Regions from separate parts of the Homo sapiens genome. Here all the other regions are linked to region 6. A link is a contact called in ENCODE Hi-C or POLR2A ChIA-PET data. All regions are on one chromosome and are shown on one strand. Each heading gives the region's core, a stretch centred on a gene start or an enhancer-like site at or near the end of the contact. The rest is flanking DNA. Distances are from core to core; before and after follow the strand shown.

Region 1 (3,071 bases), core at 572-3,071, 640 kb before region 6:
ACCAGGAAAAGGCAGAGGCTCACAGAACCAGGGAACGATGGGCTGGGGGGAGCGGCAAGAATTACGCAATTATGCAGGGGCCGCTGTGACTACCAGGCACCCCCTCCAACTCCCCCCCTACAAGGGCTGCTCTGGGTCAGAGAACGTCCACCGCGCTGACTGCTGGGGCTGGGGGCTGGGGGCGCAGATCAGAAAGAATGGGCCTGAATTGCTCCCAGGCTGGGCATGTGGCGCCCGCGTCTGGGGCTCCAGTGGGTGGGTGGCCCCTCCCGCATGGACGGCGGGCGCAGGGGAGCTCGGTGCTGATGTCTCTCTCCTTTAATAACCACCCTGCGTGAGTGGCTGACGCAGCAGCCGGCTGCCGCTGACGGGGAGTGGGGCGGCTGTAGTGGGGGGGCCCGAGGTGCAGAGGGGGTGGTGATGAATCACACAGCTGCTGCCTGGGGGAGGGGGTCTTGAGCCCATGAGGGGTCCCAGAGACCTTGTCACTGGAGACAGCGCCCCTGGCTACCCCCACCTCGATCCACTTGAGGGTGGAAGTGAGTCTGAGGTCAGGAGTGGGGCCGGGATTTCCCTGGGATGAGCAGCAAAGCGGGGGTCTCTGTACGCCAACTTCCCCCAGCTTGTCAGCAGAGGGTCATCCCTCCGAAGACTTTCTGGGGCAGAGAGGCAGGGGTCCGCGCTGGCTTCTTCCACCAGGGCTGGGGGAGGCGGCGGCATGAGATGACTCCTGGGCGAGGAGCAAGTGGTGGCCATAGAGGGCCCCCCAGAGGCTTTGGGGCCGCCGAAGAGTAGTGAGTGAGGGTCCTTGTAAAGCTGGTTCTCCAGATGGCGGCGGCTTTAAGACTCCCCTCCGCCAACCAGGCTCAGTAGGGGAGGCCTGTGGAAGGAGAGAAAAGGCCTGGGTGGAGGAGCAGAGTGGGCCTGGCCCCGCGTGGGGAGCGAGTGCGCCGTTGCTGTGCAGCACGGTGGGAGGGGAGGCCGAGGGCCGGGCGGAGTGCTGGGGTGCAGTGGGGACTCGGGGTGTCCGCCTGCACCCGACAGCAGGGACGCACAACACTATCCGGCCAGGCGAGTGTGGGGGTGTGGGCCACGCACCCAGCCGTGATAATCGCGGTTCCAGTGGGAGTTAGGCTTGGGTGCGGGTTGGAGTTTGTAGGCAAACTGGGTTGCGTAAAGTTGGGGTGCACCAAAGTGTGGCGATGTAGGAAGAATTGGGATTGCGAATATTGGGGTTCGCATGAATGGGGTTGTCTCTGTTGGGGTTTTGGTGGGCATGGGGTTGATGGCAGGAATGGAGTGCTGGGGTGCTGGGAAAACTGGGACGTCGGTTGTATTGGCAAGAATATCACGACAGGTGTCGGGGTTCAGATGAAGTTGGGATGTCTGACAGCCGGGTCTTGGTTGGGTAGGGGATCTGGGCTAGGTTGTTATGTCGGGACTGCTGGAGCACAGGCAAAGTCGGGGTCCCAGTGACACCCAGAAGTCCCCATGAGGCCTGAGGCCTGGGAATCGGGGCTAGAGGCCCATTTGTTCCCCGCCGCAGGCCAGGGAGCAGGCACGCGTAACTGGGTCAGCCCCGCCCCGCCCCGCCGCGCGCTGGTCACGCCCCCTCGAGCGCGGGTGGAGGACTGCGGACTGCAAACGTCTCGGCCAATAGTCGAGCCCGACACCAGTCCGCGGGAGGGGGCGGAACCGAGATAGACTCGGCCCCCAGCTCATGAATATAAGACGCAGGCGCGCCCTCTGATTGGCCCAGGATGTGTAGGGGGCGGGGCCCGGCGGAAGCGTATATAAGGCCGGGCTCGGGGACGCCCCCCCCTCACTCGCGCGTTAGGAGGCTCGGGTCGTTGTGGTGCGCTGTCTTCCCGCTTGCGTCAGGGACCTGCCCGACTCAGTGGTGAGGGCCCTGGCTGCACCGGCTCCGAGGAGCTCGGGGCGGCGGGCGGCCTGCGGCGGCCAGGCGAGGCGGGGCCGCAGCGGCACGCCCCTGGGAGGGGGCGGGCCCGGGGTGGAGTCCGCCCCGCCGGCGGCGAGGGACAGCGGGAGATTGGGCCGAGTAGCGGCCAGAGGGCCTCTCCCCGCCGGTCCGGGCCGCCGGCGACCCGGTTGCCGCCGCAAAATGGCGGCCGCGAGCTCGAGGCTGTGCCCAGCGAAATGGCGGGAGCGCCGAGTTCCCGGATGGAGTGGCGCAGGGTGCGCGCGGGGCGCATGCGCACGCGGCGGGGGCGGGGCCACGTGGCGCCCCCGGTCTCCAGGGCCGCTTTCCCGGCCTTGGGGCTGGAGGTATCCACACACCAACGCTTTTGCTTACCGAGCCTTAGTTTCCTCCTTTTCCCATTGCGATTGCATGAGGGAAAGGACGGCCTCGTAAATCTTGGGTAGGCGTGGCCCGTTCTAGTGTGGTTCCTCGTCTGCCACGTCGTGCTTTGCGCCCAAAGTTTGGTCCAAGTTGGCACAGCTCCCAGTGCCAGACTTCCAAGTCTAGTTCTCAGAGCCACTGGGTGGCGGCCATTCCCAGCCAGTGAATGCTTTGTCTGTGTCAGCACTGACCGCCCCCTTAAATAGCCAGTTCTCCTAAATGCCACTTCCCCTGCCTGGAAATCCTGCCTTATCACTTCCGGGGCCATCCCTTCCCGATTCCCGGCCTAGGTCCTGGCTATGGAAGTCAGTACCTGCCCTGAGGTGCCCCCCAGGACGGGGCGGCCTCCCTGACAGCCAGCCCCCCCCCCAGTCTCAGGAGGCATTTTACAGTGAGCAGAAGCACGTTCTGGTCCAGCAACAAGTAGATGTCAGTTGGTTAGGGTAGGAGTTGGCACCCGTTCGGAAATAGGAGAACCTGAGAGTGCAGTCCTGCCCAGGGCACAACTGGAAGGCTGTGGGGGAAGGGAGACACCCATTGTGGAAATGGGTGCGGCCTGCCTTCAGTCTTGGGGGTGGATGGAGTAAATTATTTGAATTAAGAAGTCCTAGGTGGCTGGGTGCGGTGGCTCACACCTGTAATCCCAAAACTTTGGGTGGCCAAGGTGGGAGGATTGCTTGAGCCCAGGAGTTTCAGACCAGCCTGGGCA
Region 2 (3,032 bases), core at 439-2,938, 830 kb after region 6:
GGGAACACTCTCATCACTGCAGAACATGCTATTGGATGGTGGTGGTCCATGGCTTCCCCATGCCCCGAAATAAAGTCTAAACTCTGTACCCTGAGGCTGAAGCTCTGCATGACAAGCTCCTGCCTCGCCTCGGCCCTCACTGGTCCTTTCTGTGCCAAGCTTGCTCGTGCCTCAGGACCTCTGCATGGGTTCTCCTCTCTCCACCTGGAACACTGCTCTCTTTCCCCTGACCTTCCAGCGAGGCCTCCTTCTTCTTTCTTGCTTCTCTGCATCCAGGACCCCTCAAAAGGGCCTCCCTCGGTTGGGAGTGGTGGCTCACACCTGTAATCTCAGCACTTTGGGAGGCTGAGGTGGGCAGATCACCTGAGGTCGAGAGTTCGAGACCAGCACCTGAGGTCGAGAGTTCAAGACCAGCCTGGCCAACACAGTGAAACACTGTCTCTACTAAAAATACAAAAATTAGCTGGGTGTGGTAGTGGGCACCTGTAATCCCAGCTACTTGGGAGGCTGAGGCAGGAGAATCACTTGAACCCAGGAGGTGGAGGTTGCAGTGAGCCAAGATCAAGCCATTGCACTCCAGCCTGGGTGACAGAGTAAGACTCTGTCTCAAAAAAAAAAAAAATTAGCTGGGCATGGTGGTACGTGCCTGTAATCCCAGTTACTCGGGAGGCTGAGGCAGGAGAATTGCTTCAACCCAGGAGGTGGAGCTTGCAGTGAGCCGAGATCGCGCCATTGTACTCCAGCCTGGGCTGCAGAGCAAGACTCCGTCTCAAAAAAAAAAAAAAAAAAAAAAAAAGGGCCTCCCTCTCTGCCCCTGGCTGACTCCTGCCCTAAACCATATCCCTGTACCCGCCGGAAGGCCTGCTGCAGAACAGATACTCAAAAACCGCTGGCTGAACACATGGACGAGGGGAAGCGTGTGGCCACTGATAAGGGCCGCATTTTACCTGATGCAATGGGCCAAAGTGAAGTCGGTTTCACCCTGGACCCCAAAATGTCACCGTTCTTAGGAGGAATCTCAGCTCCTCCCCTGTCCTTGAGTTTTCCCCAACTGGGTTTTCTCCCCCACCATCAGCCCCAAGCGCCTCATGGCCCCGCTACCTCACTGCATTCAGGTCTTCGGGTCACTGCTCAGATGTCTCCACTCAGAGCTCTCCCCGCCCCCTTCCCTGGTGTTATTTTCTTTTATTTTGTGCTACAGAGGGAGCTAGGAATTACATTATTTTAAGTCATTTAAAGTCGTCCCTCCCCCCCGGCGGTGAGCTGGGCGGGACCAGGCTGTCTGTCTTGCTCAGGGCCAGCTGCACCCAGCGCAGAGCCACCCAGGCACACAGTAGGCGCCCAATAAAGACCTGTCCGGCATCTGGATACCTCAGTCTGTACAGTGAAGGTGAGGGTGGCCTGCACGCTCTCAAACCGGAGGCTGCTCGGGCCGGGATGAGGAGGGCACGGGCTCATTCATTCAATCAGCACTTATTGAGCGCCTTCTGTGTGCCTCGCGCTACCGGGCACCGGAGACGGGCCTCGGCTAACGTGCGGGTAGAGTCCAACAGACCCCCGGCCGCTCAGCGCCGCCCCGCCCCGCCGCCCCAGGTCCTCTCTCTGCCCGCACCTACCTCCCGGGGGCCCCTCGTCCGCCGACTGGCGCCGCTGCACGCCCAACGGCCGCGCAGTCTCGACCCCACAGACGCGGCCCGGAGAGGCCCCGCTCGGCGCGGCTGGTCCACGCCCCGCCCACGCCCCTGCCCATTGGCCTCCCCGAGACCCGCTGGCAGAACTTTCCATACTATTGGCTGCGAAACCTGCCACTCATATGCGACTCCACCTCTCCTACCGGCACAGGAAAGGGGTTTCCTCCCGCTGAGCGGCGGGCGCAGCCACCAAGCGGCCCCGGCGGGAAACCCGGATTGGCGAGGAACGGTTCCGGCAGGGTTGGGTTTCCAGAGCTGTCCAGGGGCGCCTGGTGCTGAATCCCGCTTGGAAAGAGGCTTGGAGGTGGATGGGAAGGGATTTCCAACGGAGGCGGCTCCTCTCTCAGCGTCCTCGCTGCTGATCCCCTTACCGACGGCTGAAGAAGCAGATTCATCCCTTCAACAAATCTCTGTTGATAGGCAGGAGGAGTAAGTCCAAGAGATCGACTGTACATCATGGTGGCTACAGCTCGTAACAATGCATTGCATACTGCAAAATTGCTAAGAAAGTAGATGTTACATGTTCAAACCATGAAAAAATAAGTATAGGAGGTAACGCGTAAGTTAAAAACCAAATCTTGGCAGGGCGCAGTGGCTCACACTTGTAATCTCAGCACTTTAAGAGACCGAGGCGGGAGGATCGCTTGAGTCCAGGAGTTCAAGGCCAGCCTGGGCAGCATAGTGAGACCCCATCTCTAAAAAAAAAAAAAAGGTTTTTTTTGAGACAGAGTCTCGCTCTTGTCACTCAGGCTGGAGTGCAATGGCGCGATCTTGGCTCACTGCAACTTCCGACTCCCGTGTTCAAGCGATTCTCCTGCCTCAGCCTCCCGAGTAGCTGGGATTATAGGCGTGTGCCACTATGCCGGCTAATTTTTGTGTTTTTAGTAGAGACGGGGTTTCACCATGTTGGCCAGGCTGGTCTTGAACTCCTGACCTCAGGTGATCCTCTTACCTTGGCCTCCCAAAGTGCTGGGATTACAGGCATGAGCCACTGCGCTTGGCCTGATGACTTGATTCTAACAAATAGAAAATGGCAAATGAATGGGATGTCATTCTGCGATTAGGCTATGAGAGATTGTGACTTCTGTTTTGCCAGCAGAGCCTGTCTCTCGCCTTCTCAGCCTACGTGTCTTGACAAAGCAAGCTAAGATGCTGGAGAGATCCAGAGGGAAAGGAACTGAGGGTGTCCTCCAGCCAACAGTCAGCAAGGCAATGAGACCCTCAGCACAAGCGTCCATAAGGAACCAAATGCTACCAACAGCCATGAACGTGATCATGGAAGAGGGTCCTGCCCCAGTTGAGCCTTTGGATGACTGCTTCACTTCAATTGCAGCCTTTGAA
Region 3 (2,859 bases), core at 176-2,675, 720 kb after region 6:
GTAAGGCTGAGCCCTAATCAGGGTGAAGGGCAAGGTCAGACATCGGAGGACCACTGAAATGTCCATTCTGTCCCACCTGGTACAGCAAACGCCACCATGGAGCAGGACTCAGCCATGAAAAGGAACAAGGCTCTGATGCCGGCCACAGTGTGGATGGACCTTGAGGACATCACACTCTATGAAAGGAGCCAGAGACAGAGGGCCACGCAGTGTGTGATCCCATTTCTACGAAATGTCCAGGACAGGCCCATCCATGGGGACAGGGAGGGGATGCGTGTGTGGCAGGGCTGCCGGGGGGAGATGGGGAGTGACTGCTCATGGGGGACAGGGCTTCTTTTGGGGGTGATAGGATGTTCCGGAATTAGATAAAGGAGATGGTTGCACAACTCTGTGAATGTAAAAACCGCTGAGCTGCACATTTTTAAAGGGTGAGTTTTACGCTGTGTCAGTTATATCTCAATAAAGCTAATCCTAGCATTTTGGGAGGACGAGGGGGGGGCGCGGATCACCTGAGGTCGGGAGTTCAAGACCAGCCTGACCAACATAAAGAAACCCCGTCTCTACTAAAAATACAAAATTAGCCAGGCATGGTGGTGCGCGCCTGTATTCGCAGCTACTTGGGAGGCTGAGGCAGGAGAATTGCTTGAACCCGGGAGGTAGAGGTTGCAGGTTGCAGTGAGCCGAGATCGCGCCATAGCACTCCAGCCTGGGCAACAAGAGCAAAACTCTGTCTCAAAAACAGAAAAGAAAAGAGGAGAGGGGAGGGGAGGGGAGGGGAGGGGAGGGGAGGGGAGAGGAGAGGACCCTGTAGAATGAAAGAAAGGCAGATCCCCCTGCACCCTGGCTACAGGCCGTCGTCCCGACCCCTCTCTCTGCAGGCAGGTCACTGCCCCCCTCACAAACCTCTGTCCTGATCCCCCAACCCACACACCAGAGCTGGGCCCATGCACCGGGAAACCTGCCACCCCAGGGGCCACTCCAGTCTCAGACCAACAGGATATTAAAAAAGGCGAAACCTCAGAACCGTTTCCTATCGAAACCAATTAGAAAGCTCTTGGGTATGAGTCCAATGTTTTCAAGCAACTAAAGGCAAAAGAGAAGATTTTCAACGAAACATCCCAGCTGGGGGTGAGCTTCTTAGGGTCCTGTCATCGGCCACCCTAGAGGGACCTAGGGGTGAGCTTATGCCGTCAGCACCCCCAGCCAACGTGGGTCGGCCAGTTAGCTGGGCGTGGTGTTGTGCGCCTGTAATCCCAGCTACTTGGGAGGTTGAGGCAGGAGAATTGCTTGAACCCGGGAAGTGGAGGTTGCAGTGAGCCGAAATCGTGCCATTGCACTCTGGCTCCGGGCAACAGAGCAAGACAGCTCTGTGCAGAGAACAGACTCCTGCGGTGGAAATGCTGGCTGCCTTTGAGGCTGGGTTCTGTGACCTTGGGTTTCCCAGCCTGAGCTTCCAGTTTCATTTATAAAAGGGGTGACGTGGCCGCCTTCCTGCAGGCGCTCTGAAGGTGGCAGATTACACAGAGGTGGTACGACTCATACAGGTTTCTGCAAACGGGGGCCCCATCAACAGTCACCTTTCCTTAGCACAGCGCCTTCCTCCTGGGGTGACCTCGCCCCTTCCTGCACACCCCAGGAGCTTCCTGAGACCTGAGTAAAGCTCACTTCCCTTGCAAGGGGTTTAGTGACGTCCCTTCAAAATTCTTGTCCACGGGGAACCTCGGAAAATGACTGTTACGGACTAATTGCATTTGCTTAAAACTTATGTTGAAGCTGGATGTGGTGGTCCACACCTGTGGTCCCAGCTACTCGGGAAGCTGAGGCGGGAGGATTGCTTGAGCCCTAGGATTTCAGGGCTGCAGTGAGCTATGATGCTGCCACTGCACTCCAGCCTGTGCAACACAGCAGCAAGACTCCAGACACAAAAAATTAATTAAAGAAAAATGGCTGGGCACAGTGGCTCACTCCTGTAATCCCAGCACTTTGGGAGGCCGAGGTGGGCAGATCACCTGAGATAAGGAGTTCGAGACCAGCCTGACCAACATGGACAAACCTCATCTCTACTAAAAACACAAAGTTAGCCGGGCGTGTTGGTGCGCGCCTGTAATCCCAGCTACTCGGGAGGCTGAGGCAGGAGAATTGCTTGAACCTGGGAGGCAGAGGTTGCAGTGAGCCAAGATGGCACCACTGCACTCCAGCCTGGGTGACAGAGCAAGACCTCATCTAAAACAAACAAACAAACAAACAAACAAAAACAAAGAAGGAGACACAGAGAGACAGCAGAAAACAGAAGCAGAGACTGGAGCAATTCGACGGTAAGCACAAGCCAGGTTTGCCAGAGCCCCCAGAAGCCAGAGGACGCGGAAGGATCCTCTCCTGTAGCGCCCAGGGGAGCACAGCTCTGCAGACAGCTTGGTTTAGTACTTCTGCCCTCCAGAACCGTGAGAGGACACACGTCTGCGGATTGATACTTCCGGGTCTGTGGTCACCTGTTATGGCAGCCACAAGAGGCTCGTCTGCCCCTTTTCTCTCCCCTTCCTTCATGCTGATCACCACGGAGGAGTGAGTTCGATTCCCTCTGCCTGCCCAAAACCCTCATCAACTTTTTTTTTTTTTCTCTCTCTTTTGAGACGGAGTCTTGCTCTGTCACCCAGGCTGGAGTGCAGTGGCGAGATCTCGGCTCACTGCAAGCTCTGCCTCCCGGGTTCACGCCATTCTCCTGCCTCAGCCTCCTGAGTAGCTGGGACTACAGGCGCCCGCCACCACACCCGGCTAATTTTTTGTATTTTCAGTAGAGACGGGGTTTCACCATGTTAGCCAGGATGGTCTCGATCTCCTGACCTTGTGATCCGCCTGTGT
Region 4 (2,761 bases), core at 140-2,639, 640 kb after region 6:
TGCCCAGGCTGGTCTTGAACTCCTGGCCTCAAGCAATCCACCCACCGCGGCCTCCCAAAGTGCTGGGATTACAGGTGCGAGTCACCGCGCCTGGCCTGGGGTGGGTTTTTTCATTTGTGCACTGAATGTTTATTACTGACAGCCAGCAAGGAAAGGGGGACTGCGCCCTACGACTGCAAGGAAGTGAATTCAGGAAGAACCTGAATGAGCTGGGGACGACAACTGGAAGCTTCGCGTCAGACAGCAGGCGGCTCACGTTTCAGTTTCAGCCTGGGAGACCCTGGGCAGAGGACGTCATTGCACCATGACCTCCAGAACTGTAAGCTCAGGCAGGCGTGTTGCTCTAAGCCACCACATATGCAGTAGTTTCTTATGCAGTGTAAGGAGCTGATACGCAAGGCCAGGATGGGACTGGTTGGGGTCTCCAGGCTGGAGGGCCCCCCGGTGAGCAGGCATGGGGTCCCACAGCCCAGGACAGCTTCAGCTCTTATTTGCCATCTGCTGCTGCTAGGTGTTAGACGCTGGACTGAGCATGCTGCACACATCATCTCTGCTGTTTTCCTTTTTTTTTTTTTTTTTTGGTGGTTTTTGTTTTGTTTTGTTTTGTTTTTGAGGCAGAGTCTCGCTCTGTCACCCAGGCTGGAGTGCAATGACGCCATCTCGGCTCCCTGCAACCTCCGCCTCCCAGGTTCAAGTGATTCTCCTGCCTCAGTCTCCCGAGTAGCTGGGATTACAGGCATCCACCACCACACCAGGCTTATTTTTTATTTTTATTTTTTTGTAGAGACAGGGTTTCACCATGTTGGCCAGGCTGGTCTCAAACTCCTGATCTCAAGTGATCCACCTGCCTTGGCCTCCCAAAGTCCTGGGATTCCATGTATGAGACGCCGTGCCTGGCCTCCTTTTTTTTTTTTTTTTTGACACAGGGTCTTGCTCTGTCACCCAGGCTGGAGTGCAGTGGTGCAATCACAGCTCACTGCAGCCTTGACCTCCTGGCCTCCAGAGATCCTCCCACCTCAGCCTTCTGAGTAGCTGGGACTACAGGTGTGCACCACCATGCCCGGCTAATTTTTAATATTTTTTCTTTTAGAGCTGGGGCCTCACCGTATTGCTCAGGCCAGTCTCAAACTCCTGGGCTCAAGCAATCCCTCTGCTTCGGCCTCCCAAAGTGCTAGGATCCCGGGCATGAACCCCCGCTCCCGGCCTGCAATTTTTCTTTTCACAGCCCTGAGATGAGGGTGCAGCATTAAAACCCGTGCAGAGGGTGGCTGCTTCTCCATGAGCCGAGCAAACCGTCCTCCCATGGCTGCTTCCTGTAAACCGGCTCCTAAGGCCAGCGGGCGTTTGCTCTCCTGACGGCACAGGAAGTCAGGCTCAGCGAATTCCAGCTCAGAGCGGGCTCTGGCGGCTTCCAGGCAGCTCCACAATGAGGCGGCTGCGCTTTTCCAGTCTGCTCATCAAAGCAGAGCCAGCCTTGTGTGGCGCGGCGTGCCGGGGTGAGTCAGCCCCGGGGGAAGGTGGCCTTGAAGGCGGGAGGGGCGGCCGGCCTGCAGCAGCAACGTGAGAACAGAAGCAACCTTCATCTGGCTCTAAAACTTCCAGAACCAGTAGCTTTATAGCTCGCAGAGCTCCTGGACTCTTTCCTCCTGGGGGTCTGGCAATCCCCCACCTCTCACCCCTCCAAACCTCTGCCTGCCTCGAAAAAGGAAAGAAAAATAAACCCCAAGCAACAAAACCAGCAACCAGATTTGGCAGGAGGGGAGACAATGCTTGGAGTGGAAACGTCAGCCCTTCCCCGTGGAGGGATGACTGCTTCTGAGAACACAGTGTTCAGAGACAAGAGAGACAGGGTGTTATGTTTAGAGAGGAAAAGATCCAAACCCAAACAAAATGGAACAGTAGTTTGGGAGAGAAGAGAAGGCTCCGAGGCACTGTGAGGAACAAGTCGCCTTCGTACAGTGGCTGGGGCAGCTGGGTTTGCAGAGAGCTGTGTCCCTGGGCACCTGCGTCAATGTGCACATCTGCACGCCTGCTGTGGGCACGAGGGCCTCAGCCATGAGCACCCCCGGGAGCCATGAGGACCTCAGTGCATCTCACAGAAGCCCCTGAGGACAGTGTGCAGTGGCGCGATCTCGGCTCACTGCAACCTCCGCCTCCCGGGTTCAGGAGATTCTCCTGCCTCAGCCTCCTGAGTAGCTGGGGTTATAGGCGCCCCCCACCCCCACCACGCCCAGCTAATTTTTGCATTTTTAGTAGAGATGGGGTTTCACCATGTTGGCCAGGTTGGTCTCAAACTCCTGACCTCAGGTGATCTGCCCACCTTGGCCTCTCAAAGTGCTGGGATTTTAGGCATGAGCCACCGTGCTGGGCCAACAGTGGCTCTTAATTGGGGGGGTGGGTGATTCAGCCCCGCCAGGAAACCCTGGGCGATGCCTGAGACATCTGTGGTTGTCGGGGTTGGGGGAGCTCCTGGCATGGAGTGGGTGGAGGCCAGGGGCGCTGCTCAGCAACCGTAAGTGCCCAGCACAGCCTCACCCCAGAGAAGGATCTTACCCCACTGTCCACAGTGCTGAGGGAGAAGACCCTGAGTTAATTATTTGGGGAAAATGGGGTTCAATCCCTACCCACACTAGAATAAGCTCCCAACGGGATGGATGGTGTGAACCAGGGGGACCCCCAACTCCTGGGATTCACCTCCTCTCTCCCTCCCAGCTCGGTGTGGATTTCATTGTGTGCAGCCTCCTGGGACCTCAGCACAGCA
Region 5 (3,120 bases), core at 621-3,120, 570 kb after region 6:
GCCTCAGCCTCCTAATGTGCTGGGATTACCCAGCCTGCAATACTTTTTAAAAATCAAAATCAATGCCCAAGTATCCATGAGGAACAAAATATCAAAATTGTAAATAAAGACAGAATCTGACTTTGCACTTATCCCACCCACCTCCCTGATCTTCCTTATCTTCAGCTCATGTTGGCCATGTTGGTCAGGTTGGTCTCGAACTCCTGACCTCAGTTGATCCGCCCGCCTCGGACTCCCAAAGTGCTGGGATTACAGGCGTAAGCCACCGCGCCCGGCCGATTTAACTTTTAAATTGAAATTATAAAATATAAATATGTATGTTGCATGCGTAAAACATTGCATAAAGTTACATAAAACGTTGCAACCGCCACGGTCCCCTTATCCCCCGCCTCCAGCCCAGTGCCCCGCCCGTCCGTCCCTCTCTTCCGGCGCTGAGGGCGCAGAAACTCGGCGCGGCCACCAGATGGCGCCACCGCGCCTCGCAGCCCCGGGACATTTCGTGCCCCAGCGGTGGGCGGCGCGGAGGAGGTGGGATGCGTCAGCCGGACCCGCGGGCCGGGGAGCCGGGCAACTGGGGAAAGTGAGCCGCCGGGCGGAGGCCAGACCCCAGGCTGGCGGGGGAGGGGACTCAGATGTGAGTCACCCGGGAGCCCCCAGTCGACCGTGGGAGACGTTGTCATGCGGGGCCTGCCAGCCTCGCTCCTGAACAGCCTTCCCGGGGCGGCGGAGTCCTGCAGGCGGCCGTGCCTGGCGCACACGCGTGGCTCCAACACGAACTAGCCTATGGCCTCACCAAGCCTCAGTTTCCCCTTTTGCATAATGCACATAAGCATCCCCCCTGCTTCCCAGGTCTTGGATTAAATCATCCATGAATCCGGAGGGGTGGGGGGTACCAGGTCCGCACCACGCACTCAATGCAGGTCAGCGCCCACCCCGGAGTGAGAAATAAAAGTAGCCGTCATCCTTGCACGTGGGCCCTGGGTGGCGGCGTGCAGCCGGAGCCTGCACCATTCCCCTCAACAATGGCTTTCTCCAGGGCCTGGAGGCCTCCGCACGGGCAAAGGCTGGAACGCCAGGCAGCCGGCGGGGGCGGGGCCGCGCCACCTGCACCTCCCACGCGCACCCCACCCTGATACTCGCGGGGTCGGCGAGGAGGCGCCCACTTTCTTCTCCAGAGCGCCCCGGGCTTTGCAACCTCCCACTTTCGGGGCCCTCGAGGAGGCCTCCCGCGACCACCAGGTGACAGCTGATGTGTATTGGGCTCTTACTGTCAGCCGTATTTTATGCCATGCTCTGCAAACCAGCGAGGCCGGCGCTGCAGACCCATTACTCAGACGGGAACAGAGAGGCCGGGAGAAGCGAAATCACCCAGGGGCTGGGGTCGTCGCAGCCAGGAGAGACTCCGGCCCTCACCACCACCTGGGCGAGATCACGCTGCAAACGGGGCCCCTTCCCGGTGCAGCCCCTCCACCCCCAGCAGAACTTGGGAAAGGCGCGGTCCGGGACTCTCCGCGGATCGGGAGGGGATTCCAGGCCCCCCCGAAAGTCCGGGCCGCCTCGCGCGCTGGAAATCCCGCGCGCGCCCCGAACCGCGGCTCGGCTGCCGGGAAATCAGGAGAAAAAAACTTCTGCTTTTTTTTCTTTTCTGGCATTCGCGGTCACCTACCCGGCCCCCGCGCGCCCTCCTCCCGGTTCTCGCCCCCACGTGGGGCGCCCCCGCACGCCGCTCCTCCCCCTCCCCTCCGTCGGCCAACCGCAGAGCTAGCTGCACTCGCCCTTGTCTTTCCACCAATAGGAGGGGCGAATGACTCCACTGAGGCCACGCCCAATGTTCAAGTCTATAAAAGTCGGTGCCGGAGGCTCCCAGCTCAGATCGCCGAAGCGTCGGACTACCGTTGGTTTCCGCAACTTCCTGGATTATCCTCGCCAAGGACTTTGCAATATATTTTTCCGCCTTTTCTGGAAGGATTTCGCTGCTTCCCGAAGGTCTTGGACGAGCGCTCTAGCTCTGTGGGAAGGTTTTGGGCTCTCTGGCTCGGATTTTGCAATTTCTCCCTGGGGACTGCCGTGGAGCCGCATCCACTGTGGATTATAATTGCAACATGACGCTGGAAGAGCTCGTGGCGTGCGACAACGCGGCGCAGAAGTAAGTAGCCGGGGCTGCCGCCGCCTGAGGTCAGCCGGGACGGGATGGGTCGGGTTGGGCCGGGCCGGGAGCGGAACGTAGCACCCGGTGGTCCGCCCGTCACTGATCCCTCTTTCCTGGTCTCAGGATGCAGACGGTGACCGCCGCGGTGGAGGAGCTTTTGGTGGCCGCTCAGCGCCAGGATCGCCTCACAGTGGGGGTGTACGAGTCGGCCAAGTTGATGAATGTGTGAGTCAGACCCCCTTCCCGGGCTGGGCGCGGGTGGGACGGGACCTCCCCTCCGCTCTGGACGCTTTCCGCACGCTTGTCTTGCATGGAGCTGGGACTTCCCCAAGTGCCCCCCGCTGTGGATGCAGAGCTTCTCTGCCGTTTTGTGGATCGGGGGCTGCCGTATCCTGATGTATCGTCTGCAAACACCCCTCCCGCCGTGGGCCTGTCTCCCCCTACCCCATACTTTGAACCGTGTGCCCTCCCCTCCCCCCACCGTCACCAGCTTGCAGAGGCAATCCCCTGCACCCTTGCAGTTTCTCTTTTGCTCTTGCACGCTCCTTTTTTGCAAACTCCCCCTGCACGGTGGCCCCTCCCCTGTCCCCGGCTGACCCATCCCTACCCTTTGGCCCCCTCAGGGACCCAGACAGCGTGGTCCTCTGCCTCTTGGCCATTGACGAGGAGGAGGAGGATGACATCGCCCTGCAAATCCACTTCACGCTCATCCAGTCCTTCTGCTGTGACAACGACATCAACATCGTGCGGGTGTCGGGCATGCAGCGCCTGGCGCAGCTCCTGGGAGAGCCGGCCGAGACCCAGGGCACCACCGAGGCCCGAGACCTGCATTGTCTCCTGGTCACGGTGAGTCGGGCCTCTGCCCTGCCCCGCCACGCCCGGGCACCTGGGCCGGTGTTTGTCAACAAAGTCGGGCTGACTGGTCCTGCACAGCTCAGCGCTCAGCCACGTTTGGCATGTCCCGTGGGCAG
Region 6 (2,860 bases), core at 219-2,718:
GGTTTACCTAACTGTATGCATCTAATTATGTGATTACCTAAAAGTTCCAGGAACAGGCTGGGCACGGTGGCTCACGCCTGTAATCTCAGCACTTTGGGAGGCCGAGGCGGGCAGATCACCTGAAGTCAGGAGTTTGAGACCAGCCTGACCAACATGGAGAAACCCCATCTCTATTAAAAATACAAAATTAGCCAGGTGTGGTGGCGTGTGCCTGTAATCCCAGCTACTCGGGAGGCTGAGGCAGGAGAATCACTTGAATCTGGGAGGTGGAGGTTGCGGTGAGCTGAGATCGTGCTGCTGCACTCCAGCCTCGGTGACAAGAGCGAGACTGTCTCGAAAAAAAAGAAAAAAGAAAGAACGTTTTAGAGCTAATCTGGAGACAGGCCAAGCACGGAGACCCACCTGCAAAATCCCAGAGATTTCCTCAAGGTGGTCTGCAACCCGGCCCTTATTAGGATGAGGCCAGCCTGCGCTTTTAAGCCACCAAAATTCATGAACACACAGAGCTTATAATCAGCACCTCCCCTGCACACCCACCATTCCCAGTTCCCCTTTTTTAGCCCCTCACCCCAGCCTCAAGTTTGAAGGGGTTTCTGGAGGCCTAAACCAGCTGCCTCCCTGCTGCGAACTCTGAAAGGAAGTCACCTTCCTTTCACTGCACTTTTTCCTCCTTACTGGTTTGTCAAGACTCTGGCATCGGAGCCTGAGCTGGTTACAGCCAGGCACTGTCAAGCTGTTGGGGGAGGGGATGACAAATTCCCTCCCGTTGAGAACCACTTGGTTAAACCTGTCCAACTGGAAGGAGTAACAAATTGCTCATAAAATATGCATGTTTTGGTGAAACCCCTTCTCTACTAAAAGTACAAAAACTAGCCAGAAATCGCTTGAACCCAGGAGGTGGAGGTTGCAGTGAGCCTAGCACTGCACTCCAGCCTGGGTGACAGACTGAGGCTACGTCTCAAAAAAAAAAAAAAAAATGTGCTTGTTTGGCCCAGGAGAGGCAAGAGGTCTTCTTCACCTACGTTACTGGTGAGAAAACTCAAACCTGAGGGCGGCCCACGCCGGAGTGCAGTAACAGGCAGAACTGGAACCTGGCCCCATCCCGGACTCAGGGGACGGGTGTCATATACCCCCTCTGCCTCATCCTTCCCACTCTGCTAACCTTCCAAAGATCCCCCGGGTTCCGAGTTTTCCCTGGCCGCTTGATGGGATTCGAACCTGCAAACTCAGCGCTCGCCCAGCGCAGCGGCCCCGCCTCTCCTCCCCTCCCGCCGCCCGGAGGTCATGTGAGCGCAGTGCCGGAGCGGGGCGGGGCGAGGCGGCGGCGCGCAGTGCCTACTAGCAATTGTAGTCCTTGCCCCACCTTGGCCTGGCGAAGATCCCGCCCCTGGAACTACGCTCCCGTCGTGCTCCGCGGCTCCAGGCGGAGACGAGGCGGGGTGAGGTGGGTTGGGCCGGGCCGGTTGCTAAGACTTGGCGAAGCGCTGCGCTCGCGCCCGGATCCCTCAGGTAAGCGCGCGGCCCCGAGGTCTCGGGTTCTCCAGGCTCAGACTTCCCCAGAGGGGGAGTAGGGGCTGACATGGGGGGTCTCGGCGGTGAGGGGCGCCGGCCGTTTGTGGGGAGAAAACGGGGGGCCCAGGCCAGCCTCGCGCGCGTCTCGGGCGGGCCGGTGGGCGACGCGGGGAGGCGGCGCGAATGCGCGTGCGCGCGCGCGCGCGGCGCTGGCCTGGGGGAAGCCTCAGGACCGCGCTCCCCCGGGCCTAGCGCCTTTCTGCGCGTGTGCGCCCTTATGGTCGGTGCGGGAGACCCCGTATCCTCCAGCTGCTTCCGGTGGCCCTTCCTCAGGTCATGTCCCGCAGTCCCCTGCCTCTGAACCGCGCTCTCGCGAGTTTCCGTAGCCTTCGCGTCCTTCCTCCCCAGCTCTGATTCGCCTTTATGTGGAGATTCCCCTAGGCCTTGGTACATCCCCAGAATTGACCATCGTTCCTCATCGTTACCTAGAGTATGAGTTTTTCAGGTTTTTGTATCACAGGCCCCCAGTTATCTCCCACACACTACCCCGAGGACCGAGGTTCCCCGCTGTCTTGCAGAGAAGGCCTCCTTGTAGGGTGGCCAGAAACAGAGGATCGACTCCGTGGAAACAAGGACGGCTGGGTGCAGTTCCTCACCCTATAACCCCAGCACTTTGGGAGGCCAAGGCGAGTGGATCACCTGAGGTCCGGAGTTCGAGACCAGCCTGTCTAACATGGTGAAACTCCATCTCTGCCAAAAATACAAAAATTAGCTGGGCGTGGTGTCACGCGCCTGTAAAACCAGCTACTGGGGAGGCCAAGGCAGGAGAATCGCTTGGACTTGGGAGGTGGAGGTTGCAGTGAGCCAAGATGGCACCATTGTACTCCAGGCTGAGCAAGCTAGCAAGACTCACTCTCCAAAAAAAAGAAAAAAAGATTTTTTTTTAATAAGCCAGGCATGGTGACACATGTCTGTGGTCCCAGCTACTTGGGAGGCTGAGGCAGGAGGATTGCTTGAGCCCCGGAGGTTGAGGCTGCAGTGAACTGTGATGGCACTACTGCATTCCAGCCTGGGCAACAGAGCGAGACCCTGTCTCTAAATAAATAAATAAAATACATACGTGTAGCGCCGGCCGTGGTGGCTCACGCCTGTAATCCTAGCACTTTGGGAGGCCAAGGCGGGTGGATCACGAGATCAGGAGATCAAGACCATCCTGGCTAACACGGTGAAACCCTGTCTCTACTAAAAATAAAAAAAAGCCAGGCATGGTGGTGGACGCCTGTGGTCCCGGCTACTCCCAAAGGAGGCTGAGGCAGGAAAATGGTGTGAACTCAGGAGGCAGAGCTTG
Region 7 (2,934 bases), core at 1-2,500, 520 kb after region 6:
GAAGCAGGGTCAAAGCAAGCCCTGACAAGGGGAAGGCTGTCCCCCTTAGCCTTTGGGGCAGGGGTGGCAGCAGCAACACATTCCTCGTGACTCAGCAGCCCGGTGGCACTAAGGGGAAAGATGGACTTCTCCCAACCCAGGGGAGGCTGAGACCCTCCGAGCTGGGGTTCCAGGGACACGCGTCACCTCTTCCCAGAGACCCCTCAGGAGGGAAATAAAGAGGTTTCTCTCCGTCCTCCACCAATTTATTTGCCCATCCGCAGGAGGTGACAGCTCCTGTGGTGTCTGACCACCCCCAACTCCGAAGTCCAGACAAGCTGTCCGCCCAGAATATGAGGCTGACTTGGGCACACTAGGGGAATACCCCAAAGGCCTGAAGGAGGTGCCACTGGGCTGCCAGCACTTCAGGAAGGCACAGGGCCCCACACCCCCGAGATCCAAGCTGCACTGGCTGGCAGGGGGCAGGGCGGGGGGTGGCGAGGACACAGTCCCGTGTGTCCCAGCACCGGTGCCACCCTCCTAAGCCCCGGGCAGGCAGTACGTACATGCGGACCCCGCCTCTCAAAGCACGTTTATGGAAATGAACAGGGTGGGGTGGCCCGCGCTCGCCGGTCACATGTTGGCTCGTTCCCGCTGCAGCCGCGAGTTGTAGGCGCGAGACACGGTGTTCCAGGCGTCCATGTAGCGGTCCATGCACATGGCGATGCACTTCTGCGGGAGCGGAGGGGCGCACGGCTCAGCTCGGGACTTCGCGGCCCCGGGGACCGCCCTGACCCCGGCTCCAGGACGCCCGGGCTGCAGACTACGCACGTGCAGTGACCACTCCGTCGCACCTCCCCGTTAGTCTGCGCACGCGCAGACACCTCCCCCCTCGAATCTAGGCCCTCGCGACCCTTGCCCCGAACCTCCGCGGGTCTCACCTGCTCGGAGTTGTCCAGGGAGCCCCCAGGTTTCCCTATACACTTCCGGAAACACTTGTCCGTCATCCTCTGTGGAGACACGCGAGGCTTTAGCCGCGACGTCGGCCCCCAGGGGTGGCCCTGTCGCCCCCAGCGCCCGTCCCCGGCCAGCCCCGCACCTGCAGCAGCTCCTGCGCGTTGGCCACGGCGATCTGCACTTTCACCTGCTCCATTATGAGCCCTGGGTCCAGCTTCCCGCTGCCGGAGCCCCCGAAATCGGAGCCGAAGCCGCCCTCCATGGCTCCGCAAAGTCAACCGGACCGAGGCCGCGTGCGCCGACTCGTAACTAACTGCGCCGGAAGCGGGCCGCCCGGGGCACCACGGGAAACGGAGTCCGCGCGGACGGGGACGGAGGACTACAACTCCCACACGACCGCGCGCGCCCGGGCCATTCAAGGTCGCGCGGGGGGCCCTCCGCTCATGCGGAGGCCTGGACCTGCCGTTACCTACACGAGCTACCCGTGGTTGCGACTCCGCGGGAAGAGGGAGGCCCTGACTTGGCCGGGGAGTAGGGGGGCTACTACGTGCGGCCGAGGCCGATCACTTTGTACTCACGCTCTGCCTCCAGCTCGTCCCGAAGGGCCTGCCGCGCATGCGCACGAGGCACCCGGCGCGTCTATACAGCGTGTTGCCGCCGGGGCGGAGCCCGGTCGCATCACGTGACGAAGAGTCAGCTTGTGCAACAGCGTCGGAGGCTCACTAGAAAAAAAAGGGCAGGGTCCCATGCATCGCCTGGGTCCTGTTTACACTAGCTACACTAGCCAGTGACCTTTTTCCTTGGGGGTGGAGGGATCTTTCTTAGACATCCGCTTCATTAGGGCAGAGGCCCCGGCTCGAGCTTCCCCTCAGGAATAAACTCAGAGGCAGAACCTAAAATCAAAATGTTTATTGGAGTGTTGTACAAAAAAGTTTCCAGTCATAAAATGTATATTACAAATCATTGGAAAAAAAAAAGAACACATTAGGCATGCATCTTCTTAAAAACCGAATCTCTGAAATGAAAGTCCATGCCAGCCCCAGCTGCAGCCCAGCTCCGTTTTTGCAGGTTGTGCTGTGACGCTCGCTGGACGCAGGGCTTGGAAGAGGCTGCAGGCGGCGACGCCCCAGGACTGAGGAGTCCCTCAGATCTTTAACAAAGAACTGCCGCGTGCAGGCTTCAGACCAACCCCAGCCAAAGCCGCTGGCATGAGGACAGGTGCATGATCGGATTCTGGGTCAGCCCGCAGGCCTCCCGGCTCCTGGGCTCAGCGGGGCAGGCTTCAGCGTTAACCTGGCGCTGTGCACCCCAGAACCCGCGTTGGTCCAGCAGGCGTGGGCCTCCCCCCAGGGCTGGGTGGCGTCTGATGCTTCGCAGGGAGGGCGCTAGGCTTCGAGTCACACGGCACGGGCTTACACAGAGGGATGGTTTCGCATCGTTCTAAGCGGCACACAGCTAAGCGTATTTGGGGACAAATGCAAATTGTTTCCCAGGCCATAAATAACTTTTAAAAATTTGATTTTCTTAGTGTTTCCAAAGACTCAATTCTCAATGAACCTCCAATTACCCACAGGCTGCCCAGTCCACGCTTCTCCCCACCCCCTTCAGCTAAGGGCACCCGCAGTCCTAGGACCACCCCCAGCTCCACCCAAGGCAAATGTAGGGTGGGGGGTTCTGTGGGCCTGGGGCGTGCTGTTTTCAGGACAGGACTGGGCAGCGTCTGGACATGAGGACCTGCGGGTTTTGGGGGGGACTTTGTCCCTGAGCCCAGCCTGCAAGGCTGTCGGCAAATCACAGACCAACTCCAGGATACAGCTTTGCTCCTCCAGAGCCAAAATACATAGGATGTGGCTGAGACCACTGCAGACTCCCCATAGGACAAGATCACCAAGACCCACCCCCAGAACCCTCGCTAGCACGAAGCCCAGCCAGTCGGGTCCGGGTGATTCCTGCTATGAAGGTGGGAAAGAGGACACAGTCTGTCGCCAGCATTCCCAC

Evidence for each region. Hi-C counts contacts between places; a loop is a spot of excess contacts on that map. ChIA-PET counts read pairs that join two places held with the same protein, here RNA polymerase II (POLR2A). Pooled maps may share reads with other maps.
Region 1: a pooled map shows a loop between it and region 6 (4-fold over the local background). The contact joins the promoter of CIRBP here to the promoter of SCAMP4 in region 6. A Hi-C loop is called at or near these places in 6 of 50 pooled maps. POLR2A ChIA-PET finds 5 or more read pairs at or near these places in 4 of 52 experiments (CD4-positive, alpha-beta T cell, H1, MCF 10A and 1 more).
Region 2: a pooled map shows a loop between it and region 6 (6-fold over the local background). The contact joins the promoter of SLC39A3 here to the promoter of SCAMP4 in region 6. A Hi-C loop is called at or near these places in 4 of 50 pooled maps.
Region 3: a loop to region 6 is called in a pooled map, with 4 times the contacts of the local background. The contact joins the enhancer-like site here to the promoter of SCAMP4 in region 6. A Hi-C loop is called at or near these places in 2 of 37 single-sample maps with no recorded cell type and 6 of 50 pooled maps. POLR2A ChIA-PET finds 5 or more read pairs at or near these places in 1 of 52 experiments (B cell).
Region 4: a loop to region 6 is called in a pooled map, with 4 times the contacts of the local background. The contact joins the enhancer-like site here to the promoter of SCAMP4 in region 6. A Hi-C loop is called at or near these places in 1 of 50 pooled maps. POLR2A ChIA-PET finds 5 or more read pairs at or near these places in 2 of 52 experiments (H1 and WTC11).
Region 5: a loop to region 6 is called in a pooled map, with 7 times the contacts of the local background. The contact joins the promoter of GADD45B here to the promoter of SCAMP4 in region 6. A Hi-C loop is called at or near these places in 6 of 50 pooled maps. POLR2A ChIA-PET finds 5 or more read pairs at or near these places in 5 of 52 experiments (GM10248, MCF 10A, activated CD4-positive, alpha-beta T cell and 1 more).
Region 7: a map with no recorded cell type shows a loop between it and region 6 (22-fold over the local background). The contact joins the promoter of TIMM13 here to the promoter of SCAMP4 in region 6. A Hi-C loop is called at or near these places in 1 of 37 single-sample maps with no recorded cell type and 8 of 50 pooled maps. POLR2A ChIA-PET finds 5 or more read pairs at or near these places in 3 of 52 experiments (HepG2, Panc1 and activated CD4-positive, alpha-beta T cell).

The regions. Positions count from the first base shown.
Region 1 is chr19:1,267,511-1,270,581 of GRCh38, forward strand. CIRBP (cold inducible RNA binding protein) reads left to right here and starts at 1,822. Exons shown (of 6, transcript NM_001300829.2): 1 at 1,822-1,900. CIRBP-AS1 (CIRBP antisense RNA 1) reads right to left here and starts at 2,750. Exons shown (of 2, transcript NR_027271.1): 1 at 2,315-2,750; 2 at 1-880. RefSeq lists silencers at 1,499-1,708, 1,919-2,078, 2,129-2,438.
Region 2 is chr19:2,738,329-2,741,360 of GRCh38, forward strand. It overlaps SLC39A3 (solute carrier family 39 member 3), which reads right to left and starts at 1,689. Exons shown (of 3, transcript NM_144564.5): 1 at 1,617-1,689. RefSeq lists silencers at 785-1,052, 1,461-1,860 and enhancers at 1,171-1,220, 1,921-1,970.
Region 3 is chr19:2,619,471-2,622,329 of GRCh38, forward strand. All of the region lies in intron 2 of GNG7 (G protein subunit gamma 7), which reads right to left. Among named protein-coding and RNA genes, the nearest start is that of MIR7850, 9.8 kb to the right of the region's middle. RefSeq lists enhancers at 1,328-1,627, 2,507-2,706. Within about 2 kb of position 1,426, at least 25 of the 41 ENCODE cell types and tissues checked have a DNase peak (open chromatin) inside an H3K27ac peak, as active enhancers do; they include B cell, where a contact is called at or near this core.
Region 4 is chr19:2,542,320-2,545,080 of GRCh38, forward strand. All of the region lies in intron 3 of GNG7 (G protein subunit gamma 7), which reads right to left. Among named protein-coding and RNA genes, the nearest start is that of GADD45B, 68 kb to the left of the region's middle. RefSeq lists enhancers at 1-69, 890-1,709, 1,344-1,403, 1,710-2,529, 2,530-2,761 and 1 more and a silencer at 1,894-1,983. Within about 2 kb of position 1,390, at least 34 of the 41 ENCODE cell types and tissues checked have a DNase peak (open chromatin) inside an H3K27ac peak, as active enhancers do.
Region 5 is chr19:2,474,257-2,477,376 of GRCh38, forward strand. GADD45B (growth arrest and DNA damage inducible beta) reads left to right here and starts at 1,871. Exons shown (of 4, transcript NM_015675.4): 1 at 1,871-2,146; 2 at 2,273-2,374; 3 at 2,773-2,995. The coding sequence starts at 2,103. RefSeq lists silencers at 512-651, 1,022-1,131 and enhancers at 1,872-1,941, 1,943-2,530, 2,512-2,601, 2,531-3,120, 2,762-2,871 and 2 more.
Region 6 is chr19:1,903,931-1,906,790 of GRCh38, forward strand. It overlaps SCAMP4 (secretory carrier membrane protein 4), which reads left to right and starts at 1,469. Exons shown (of 7, transcript NM_079834.4): 1 at 1,469-1,509. ADAT3 (adenosine deaminase tRNA specific 3) reads left to right here and starts at 1,469. Exons shown (of 2, transcript NM_138422.4): 1 at 1,469-1,509. RefSeq lists enhancers at 463-522, 803-862, 1,883-1,972 and silencers at 1,193-1,522, 1,573-1,722.
Region 7 is chr19:2,426,336-2,429,269 of GRCh38, forward strand. TIMM13 (translocase of inner mitochondrial membrane 13) reads right to left here and starts at 1,251. Exons shown (of 3, transcript NM_012458.4): 1 at 1,079-1,251; 2 at 921-989; 3 at 1-711. The coding sequence starts at 1,198. The coding sequence ends at 613. It overlaps LMNB2 (lamin B2), which reads right to left. Exons shown (of 12, transcript NM_032737.4): 12 at 1,831-2,934. RefSeq lists enhancers at 1-741, 742-1,487, 1,572-1,721 and a silencer at 932-1,021.